Regions from separate parts of the Homo sapiens genome. Here region 1 is linked to region 2. Evidence: chromatin contacts called from ENCODE Hi-C or POLR2A ChIA-PET data. All regions are on one chromosome and are shown on one strand. Each heading gives the region's core, a stretch centred on a gene start or an enhancer-like site at or near the end of the contact. The rest is flanking DNA. Distances are from core to core; before and after follow the strand shown.

Region 1 (4,832 bases), core at 90-2,589, 380 kb before region 2:
AAGTCCTGTTCAGGTGGGCCCCCTCTTGCCCTGTACCCAGAATGAGCTGATGTGAGATGCCGAGAGTGGCTTCGTTGGGAAGAGAGCCCGGACCTTGCTTCCCGTTGGCCTTCCAGGATGCTAACTGCTCGGGCCGAACATCCTGTGGGAAGATAATCCCCTGCTTGTACTGAGAAATTCAGAAGCAGGAGGCCGGGCGCGGTGGCTCACGCCTGTAGTCCCAGCACTTTGGGAGGCCGAGGCGGGCGGATCACTTGAGATCAGCCTGGCCAACATGGTGAAACCCCGTCTCTACTAAAAATACAAAAATTAGCCAGGCATGGTGGCGGGCATCTCTAATCTCGCGACTTGGGAGGCTGAGGCAGGAGAATCACTTGAACCAGGGAGGCGGAGGTTGCAACGAGCCGAGCTCACACCACTGCGCTCCAGCCTGGGGAACAAGAGCAAAACCCCATCTCAAAACAAAGAAAAGAAATTCAGAAGCAGGAATCCTGGGCCAGCTTCATCCTCAGACCGAAGAGAACTGTAGAATTCTGATTGACATCTTCCAAAAACCTACCCTCTCCAAACCAAAAGCAGTTTTTGCTGACATCTGGTCTTTCTGGAATGCTGATATTTTTATTTATAAAATGATGCTATTATCCCCAAATAGATTCTTATTTTTAACAGGCTTTCTCCCTTTGAGGGCTGCCTGAGGCTCATAACTTTGTTCTCTGGCATCTCAGTGTTACCCTGAAAAGACAAGAAGGCTCCTGGGCTCTGCCAGGAGCAGAGAGATAGGGAGGGTTGCCAGCCGGAAAGTCAGACAACTGCTTGTATTCTGCATTACCTCCCTCCTTGGCCCCATCAGCCTCAGTCCATGAAGGAGAAACCTTCAGTGAGCGGTCATTGCCCCTGAACTAATGCCCCTGTGAGTCACACAGGAAGGGGCGCAGGTGAAGAAGGGGCCTCATGGGGCCTAGTTCTCTGTCCCCTCCTCCTCCCCTTCCCTGGTGCATCCTCCCCACTGAGGTTTCTCTGCTTCTTATCTCTCAGCTGCCCAACATGTTCGGCGACCTTCGGTCCACGTTTATTGCCTTGATGATTGGGTCCTACGCCTCCTCGGCAGTCACCTTTCCAGGAATCAAGGTGAGCACGTGTATTTTGCACTGGTGTCTGTGCAGAGGCCTGCTCCAGGCTCCTTCCACCCTCTCTGAAGAGGGAGGCAATTGTGGGCACCCGGGGTGGCCCCTCTCCACCACCCCCACCCGGGCAGGATGCACCTGGGCATCACAGGGGCGACAAATGAAAACCGCGGGGCCTCAGGGGACGGGAATCACGCATGTGGCTGCAGGATCTGCCGCAGGTGCCTTTGCATTTCGGGGCTGGGGCAGGGGAAGGGCGGTGGGTGAGTCTGTTTCCAGTTGTGAGTCTTGCCCCCGTCTCCTCCGTCATCCTGGTCTCCCGCTGCTCCCCTGCTCCCCAACCCCCAGCCTGCTGTTATTGTACCGTTACTCCCCGCCAGCCAAAGCACTGCTCTTGGCCAAGTGTTTCAGCTGTTTCCCTCCTAGGCAGGATTTTGAGCCTGTGGAAGTCACACAGGGTCAGGACGAAGCAAACACCTCACAGTCCATCAGCCCAAGTTCCCCAGACCCTGTGGGTCTGCCAGGGCCCCGTAGGGGCTTCTCCCACCTCTGACCCTCACACTAAGTAAAAGCCCCTTTCCTCGGTGGTGTGTGTGGGAATGCTGTTGGCGAGGAGAGGGGGACACGGTGTGGGCTGGCCACCTGGGCATTGAAGTGGTGGGAGCTGGGACTCTGGGGCCAGCCATCCTATGGACTTGCAGAGATTCTCATGCCCCTGGACTGGGGAGCATCCCGAAAGTTCTTCCTCCTCCTTTTTTTGGGGGGGAACAGGGTCTTGCTCTGTCGCCCAGGTTGGAGTGCAGCAGCACGATCTCGGCTCACTGCAACCTCCACCTCCCAGGTTCAAGTGATTCTCCTGCCTCAGCCTCCCAAGGAGCTAGGATTACAGGTGCCCGCCACCATGCCCGGCTAATTTTTGTATTTTTAGTAGAGATGGGGTTTCACCATGTTGGTCAGGCTGGCCTGGAACTCCTGACCTCATGATCCGCCCACTTTGGCCTCCCAAAGTGCTGGGATTACAGGCGTGAGCCACCATGCCTGGCTTCCTTGAGCATTTCTTTGGCCTCTGCCATGTGAGCTCTCAGAGGCACTGGGGAAGCATCAGTGGACGGGGCTGGCCGGTTCCCGCCTTCAGGGAGCTCCGCTAATACCAGACAAGCCGACGGACCAGGAGCACCGTCCCCTCTGCTGGGCCGATCACTATGAGCCTGCAAGACGTGCCGTGGTCATGGCGGGGCGGTCAGGAAGGCCTCCGAGTCGGGGGGCTAATCACACGCCAGGCCCAGATGACCAGCAGGGCAGGCACGGTGGGAGGACTGGAAGGCGGGTGCCTGATGCCCCAACGCCCAGGCTGGCAGGGCTGTGCCTCTTTGCGCGGCTCAGCACAGGGACAGCAGGGGTGGCCAGACGCCCCTGCCTGCTGCGGCTCTGGCCTCCCCGGGCTAACTCTGCCCCCTCCCCCCCCCACCCCGTCCCCGCGGTGCCTGTCAGCTCATCTATGATGCTGGTGTCTCCTTCATCGTCGTCCTCGTGGTCTGGGCCGGCTGCTCCGGGCTGGTTTTCCTCAACTGCTTCTTTAACTGGCCCCTTGAGCCCTTCCCGGGGCCGGAGGACATGGACTACTCGTAAGTAGAGGTGCCCCCGTCCCGCCTGCCCCCAGCCCCCGCCCCCCAGCCGGGGTCCCGGGCAGCACCCACAGACACTCTCCCGGGGCCCCAGGGTGAAGATCAAGTTCAGCTGGCTGGGCTTTGACCACAAGATCACAGGGAAGCAGTTCTACAAGCAGGTGACCACGGTGGGCCGGCGCCTGAGTGTGGGCAGCTCCATGAGGAGTGCCAAGGAGCAGGTGGCGCTGCAGGAGGGCCACAAGCTGTGCCTGTCCACCGTCGACCTGGAGGTGAAGTGCCAGCCGGATGCCGCAGGTACCCGCCTGAGACCGCAGCCGGGCGACGGGCAGGGAGTGCTCTGTGGGTATCGGCTCACCCCATTCCCACCTCACCCCAAAAGGGGAGGCGGCCCCGCCCGCCCTGTTCTGCAGAGGCGCTCAGGAAGGCCTGGGGGAGGGAAAGGGATTTGCCTGATTTCACCCAAGAGGTGACCCCACCGCAGCGCCAACCCCGTTACCCTCACCAGGCCCGTCCCGAGGGCCCCCTCCTGGCCTCCAGCGTGGAGGGATCTGCGTGTCCCCCCGGTGGTGGGGACAGTGTGCCCCGGCCCTGAGCCCCGCACCCTCTCCCTGCAGTGGCCCCCTCCTTCATGCACAGCGTGTTCAGCCCCATCCTGCTGCTCAGCCTGGTCACCATGTGCGTCACGCAGCTGCGGCTCATCTTCTACATGGGGGCTATGAACAACATCCTCAAGTTCCTGGTCAGCGGCGACCAGAAGACAGGTAGGTGCCCCGGGCAGCCTCGGTCGCTGTCACTCCCCGGCCTGAGCCCAGCCCACTGGCCACCGGCCAGAATGTGTTAAGCTGAGCCGGGCCAGCCGGGCCATGGAAAGGCCGCATCCCAGGAGCTGTCTGCCCGTCAGAGCTATTGCATCACTGCCAGCCCCAACTGTTTCTTCGTGTCCCCATCAGGGTTTCCTGGTCCAGGAGGGAGGGAAGGACCAAAATAGCCTCCTGGGTGTGGGGTGTGGGGTGTGTGTTTTCCAGTGCCTGAGGGGGAGGGTTGCCGTGTGTGTCTGTAAATGAAAACAGAACAGAACGCTCCACCTGAGCATGGCTGAAAGACAGCAGGTCAAGCCCAAAGTCCTCCCAGAAAGTGGCACGGTGGGTGCGTGGACACCCTGGGCATCGAGGTCAGGACGGGGCTGGAGACGCTGGGGCAACTGGCCCACACTGGGATCTGCATCCCTCACCGAGAAACAGGGCAGGGCAGAGACTTCCTCGGAGCTTGCGAACAGTTGAGGCTTGTCAGCTCCAACAAACACAGCTGATAACCCACAGTCCACTTTTCCAAACAGGGCAGGTCTTCAGCTGATTAGAGGTTTTGATTCTACAGAGAAAGTCAGGACTTCCCCGGGGCCTGAGCTGAGTCAGCCTTAGTCATCCCCAGGCGGGACAAACACTCCAAATCCTTTTTATTGGCAGCCTCCCTGGTGTGCCACTTTTTCCGATGGTTTCCTTGTTTTTATCAAGGTGAAGATACCCTAGGACTTGTGAAGAATCAGTTATCAGGTTTTTAGGGGATGAGAAATCCAGCTTTATCAAAAGGAAAAGATAGCAAAGGGAACCAGATAACAGCCAGTTCTACTGTGAAAATGGTAGTCTAGGCCAGGCACGGTGGCTCACGCCTGTAATCCTAGCCCTTTTGGAGGCTGAGGCAGGTGGATCATGAGGTCAGGAGTTCAAGACCAGCCTGGCCAAGATTGTGAAACCCCCATCTCTACTAAAAATACAAAAAATTAGCCAGGCGTGGTGGTGGGCCCCTGTAATCCCTGCTACTTGGAAGGCTGAAGCAGAGAATTGCTTGAACCCAGGAGGTGGAGGTTGCAGTGAGCCGAGATTGCGCCACTGCACTCCAGCCTGGGCGACAGAGTGCGACTCCATCTCAAAAGAAAAAAAAATATCTGTGGAACACACTTTGGGGAACCCTAATCTATCATGTCTCTTTCTTTCTTGTTTTTTTGAGGCAGGGTCTCTTTCTGCGTTGCTTAGGCTGGAGTGCAGTGATGTGAACGCTGCAGCCTTGACCTCTTAGGGCTCCC
Region 2 (4,611 bases), core at 1-2,500:
CACCTCCTAAAGTGCTGGGACTATAGGCGTGAGCCACCCCACCTGGTCAAGAGCAATACTTTTTTGGTCTGAGTATTTTATTTGGAGAGAAATAGAACTTGGCCATTGAGCTTATATACACCGAGATAGCTGCCACATTACAGGGAAAAACTATGTACAATCAAATATATATATTTTTTTCTTTGAGGTGGAGTTTCGCTCTTGTTGCCTAGGCTGGAGTGCAGTGGCACGATCTTGGCTCGCTGCAACATCCGCCTCCCAGGTTCAAGCGATTCTCCTGCCTCAGCCTCCCGAGTAGCTGGGATTACAGGCATGTGCCACTACGCCTGGCTAATTTTGTATTTTTAGTAGAGATGGGGTTTCTCCATGTTGGTCAAGCTGGTCTCGAACTCCTGACGTCAGGTGATCTACCTGCCTCAGCCTCCCAAAGTGCTGGGATTACAGGCATGAGCCACTGCACCCGGCCAGGATCAGAATTTTTATATTCAAATCTTAAATCTCTCCTTTATATTCCTTTAAATTGCTATTAACTGTAGATATTCAGCATTGTTAGGGTAATTTAAACTTGTTAAGGAATAATTTAAATATTTTGCCTAAGTCATCCCTGGGGTGGTGGTTACTCATGGAGAGGAAATATATATATATACACACACATCCTAGTATCATAGATTCCAAAAACTGATGAAAGCCAAAATAAATGTTCATTTTAGGTTGAAGGGACCTGAAGTTAGCTTATCTTTAGGTTTAAGGTGGTGGTGGGGGGCGGGGAAGTCCAAGTCCTGTGTAACATTTCACATCTCAGGCCGGGAGCGGTGGCTCATGCCTGTAATCCCAGCACTTTGGGAGCCCGAGGCGGGTGGATCACAAGATCAGGAGTTCGAGACCAGCCTGACCAACATGATGAAACCTCTTCTCTACTAAAAATACAAAATTAGCCGGGCGTGGTGGCGGGCGCCTGTAATCCCAGCTACTCGGGAGGCTGAGGCAGGAGAATCACTTGAACCCGGGAGGCGGAGGATGCAGTGAGCCGAGATTGTGCCATTGCACTCCAGCCTGGGCGATAGGGCGAGACTCGGTCTCAAAAAACAAAAAACAAACCATTTCACATCTCTCCAAAATAGAAACAGCACCTTAGACTGCCTTGTTTTCACAGTTTTGTCGCTTTGGAACCATAGAGTCTGTCATCTTTGAAGAAGTGAAATCACTGTGGGGTTAAGACAGTATCTTTGCACAGTTTGCGTGCAATCTCTGAGAAGCTAGCACAGAAGGACTTAGGAGTTAAGACCGTAACCTTTGGCCGGGCGTGGTGCCTCACGCCTGTAATCCCAGCACTTTCGGAGGCCGAGGCGGGTGAGTCACGAGGTCAGGAGTTTGAGACCAGCCTGACCAACATGGTGAAACCCCGCCTCTACTTAAAAAAATACAAAAATTAGCCGGGCATAGTGGCATGCACCTGTAATCCAAGCTACTCAGGAGGCTGAGGCAGGAGAATGGTGTGGATCTGGGAGGCGGAGGTTGCAGTGAGCCGAGATTGCACCCCTGCACTCCAGCCTGGGGGACAGAGCGAGACTCCGTCTCAAAAAAAAGACTGTGACCTTCAAGCTCTGCAGCCTTAATTCACACCAAATAGTACCTGCTTAGTCACCTAAACTATGGCCACGTCTTCCTGCTCTTTGGATGCCCCTTAGTTTGCTAGTTGGGTCTCAAATCATGGTCTTTAGGTGAATTAATGGCCGGCACAGTGTTTGGGAGAAAAACAGAATCTGCAGCTTCACATCTCATCATTTCCTGGGCTGAGCTGTCTCCCACCCTGAGCATATTACAAAATTAACAGGTTTTAGAAGCTGAAAAGTGGAAATAACCAGCTTTCGTTTCTGGGCTGCAGCTTGTTTAGTGCCACATCTTGGAGAAAGCTCTGTGCGTGGTTAGATGGGTTGACTCTGATTGTCTGCAGCTCCATTCAAGGATTTGTTGGGGGAATTTCACACTCCTTTAGCTGTTTGGTAAAAGGGTGAAAAATTTCTTAAGTCCAAATTCCCATCCCAGATACAGCTTCTCCCCAAGTATCTCTTTATCTCTCTCTCTCTTTTTTTTTTTTAGACAGTGTCTCACTCTGTTGCCCAGGCTGGAGTGAAGTGGAGAGATTTTGGCTCACTGCAACCTCCAACTTCTGGGCTCAAGCGATTCTCCTGTCTCAGCCTCCCAAGTAGCTGAGATTACAGGCGTCCGCCACCACACTTGGCTAATTTTGTACTTTTAGTAAAGATGGAGTTTTTCCATGTTGATCAGGCTGGTCTCAAACTCCCGACCTCAGGTGATCTGCTGGCCTCGGCCTCCCAAAGTGCTGGGATTACAGGCGTGAGCCACCATGCCCGGCCAATTTTTGTATTTTTAGTAGAGACGAGGTTTCACCATGTTGGCCAGGCCAGTCTCGAGCTCCTGACCTCAAATGATCCGCCCGCCTCAGCCTCTCAGAGTGCTGGGATTACAGGTGTGAACCACTGTGCCTGGCGTCTCTTTTTGTTTTGTTTTGTTGTTGTTTTTTTTTCTCTTTTGAGACAGTGTCATGGTCTATTGCCCAGGCTGGAGAGCAGTGGCATGATCAGGGCTCACTGCAGCCTCAAACTCCTGTGCTCAAGCGAGCCTCCCACTTCAGCCTCTCAAGTAGCTGGGACCACAGGCATGTACCACCACACCTGGCTAATCCTTATAAAACTTTTGTAGAGATGAGGTCTTGCTCTGTTGCCCAGGCTGGTCTCGAACTCCCAGACTCGAGAGATCTTCCTGCCTTGGCCTCCCAAAGTACTGGGACTATAGGCGTGAGCCACCATGCCCAGCCTCTTTGTATCTCAGTTTAACACTGTTTCATTCTTCTTCTTGTTATAGTAATTTTTTTTTTTTTCGAGATGGGGTCTTGCTCTTGTCGCCTAGGCTAGAGTGCAGCGGTGCAATCTCGGCTCACTGCAACCTCCACCTCCCGAGTTCAAGCAATTCTTGTGCCTCAGCCTCCCGAGTAGCTGGGATTACAGGCTTGTGCCACCACACCAGGCTAATTTTTTGTATTTTTAGTAGAGACGGGGTTTCACCATCTTGGCCAGGCTGGTCTCAAACTCCCGACCTCAAGCAATCAGCCTGCCTTGGCCTCTCGAAGTGCTGGGATTACAGGCATGAGCCACCGTGGCCGGCCTTGTTACAGTAATTTACATATTGTTCCCACCTTGCTAGCATTGCTGAAGGCAGATACCACCTTATGGCAGTAAAGGATGCAGGTTCTGGGGTCAGACTGCCCACGTTTGAACCTCAGCTCTACCCCTTACTAGCTGTGAGGATTTAAAAACGTTATTTCACGTCTCTGTGCCTTGGATATCTTATCTGTAAAATGGATGTGTTAATAGTGTCTATTTCCTGGAATGTTGTGGGGATTAATGAGGAAATCTATGGTAAAAAAATCACGGTGAATAATCAATCAATAATGACTCCTATGATTCACGCTTTGTTTTCTAAGCACCTGCCACAGGACCTGGAATAATTTAGATAAGGACTGACTGCAAGTCAGACACCTCTGCAGGAACAGCAGAAGAAGATCGATTTTTGGTGGCTAGCTCCACTGAAATGGAATCCCACTGGGTCAGAGCAAAACCTGGAATCCATATTTTTATTTATTTTTCATTATTTATTTATTTATTTATTTATTTATTCATTTTTTTGAGACGGAGCCTCACTCTGTCGCCCAGGCTGGAAAGAAGTGGAGAGATTTCTGCTCACTGCAACCTCTGCCTCCTGGGCTCAAGCAATTCTCCTGCCTCAGCCTCCTGAGTAGCTGGGACTATGGGCGTCTGCCACCACGCCTGGCTAATTTTTGTATTTTTTAGTAGAGACGGGGTTTCACCATATTGGACAGGCTGGTCTCAAACTCCTGACCTCATGATCCGTCCGCCTTGGCCTCCCAAAGTGCTGGGATTATAGGCGTGAGCCACCACGCTCGGCCAGGAATCTCTGTTTTTAACAAGCTCGGGAGATTTTTCAGCAGCCAGTCCAGCACCCCAGAGTTTGGCAGGCTTTGCCAAGTGCTTGATATGAGGTGGTAAATGTCTGGCACCTTTAAAATATAGGGCCCTTTCCGTCCATCTGGCCCTACAGGTTGATGTTAAAAGGATGCAAAAATACGGTTCTAAATGTCCTTAAGAGGCTAAGGTTGGTCTAAGCAAAGCATGGAGGAAAAAGCCCTTTTGAGTTTGTGTGTGAGTAGATAGGAGTTGCCAGTTGGTTGATAAAGTGATAAAGTAATCCTTTTGTGTTAGGAGCCAGGAAGCAGAGAGAGAGGAAACAGCCCAAAGTGATTTTTGGCTTGAGAGCAAACACAATAGCAGAAAGCTGAGTGACACCTGGACGATAGTGCAGAGAAGCTGAGTGACACCTGGACGATAGTGCAGACAAGCTGAGTGATACGCGGACAATAGCATGGAGAAACTGAGTGACACCTGGACGATAGTGCAGAGAAGCTGAGTGACACCTGGACGATAGTGCAGACAAGCTGAGTGATACGCGGACAACAGCATGGAGAAACTGAGTGACACCTGGACGATAGTGCAGAGAAGCTGAGTGATAACG

What was found. A loop is a pair of places that touch in the nucleus more often than their neighbours do. ChIA-PET counts read pairs that join two places held with the same protein, here RNA polymerase II (POLR2A). Pooled maps may share reads with other maps.
Region 1: a loop to region 2 is called in a pooled map, with 2.7 times the contacts of the local background. The contact joins two enhancer-like sites. A Hi-C loop is called at or near these places in 1 of 168 maps with a recorded cell type or tissue (B cell) and 2 of 50 pooled maps. POLR2A ChIA-PET finds 5 or more read pairs at or near these places in 1 of 52 experiments (WTC11).

What each region holds. Positions count from the first base shown.
Region 1 is chr17:1,589,483-1,594,314 of GRCh38, reverse strand. SLC43A2 (solute carrier family 43 member 2) reads left to right here. Exons shown (of 14, transcript NM_152346.3): 6 at 1,036-1,128; 7 at 2,616-2,749; 8 at 2,844-3,046; 9 at 3,367-3,513. Among named protein-coding and RNA genes, the nearest start is that of PITPNA, 29 kb to the right of the region's middle. RefSeq lists enhancers at 179-680, 3,221-3,766, 3,767-4,312 and a silencer at 2,288-2,453. Within about 2 kb of position 1,339, at least 8 of the 41 ENCODE cell types and tissues checked have a DNase peak (open chromatin) inside an H3K27ac peak, as active enhancers do; they include B cell, where a contact is called at or near this core.
Region 2 is chr17:1,210,375-1,214,985 of GRCh38, reverse strand. It overlaps a transcript of ABR not described here. Among named protein-coding and RNA genes, the nearest start is that of ABR-AS1, 31 kb to the right of the region's middle. Within about 2 kb of position 1,250, at least 5 of the 41 ENCODE cell types and tissues checked have a DNase peak (open chromatin) inside an H3K27ac peak, as active enhancers do; they include B cell, where a contact is called at or near this core.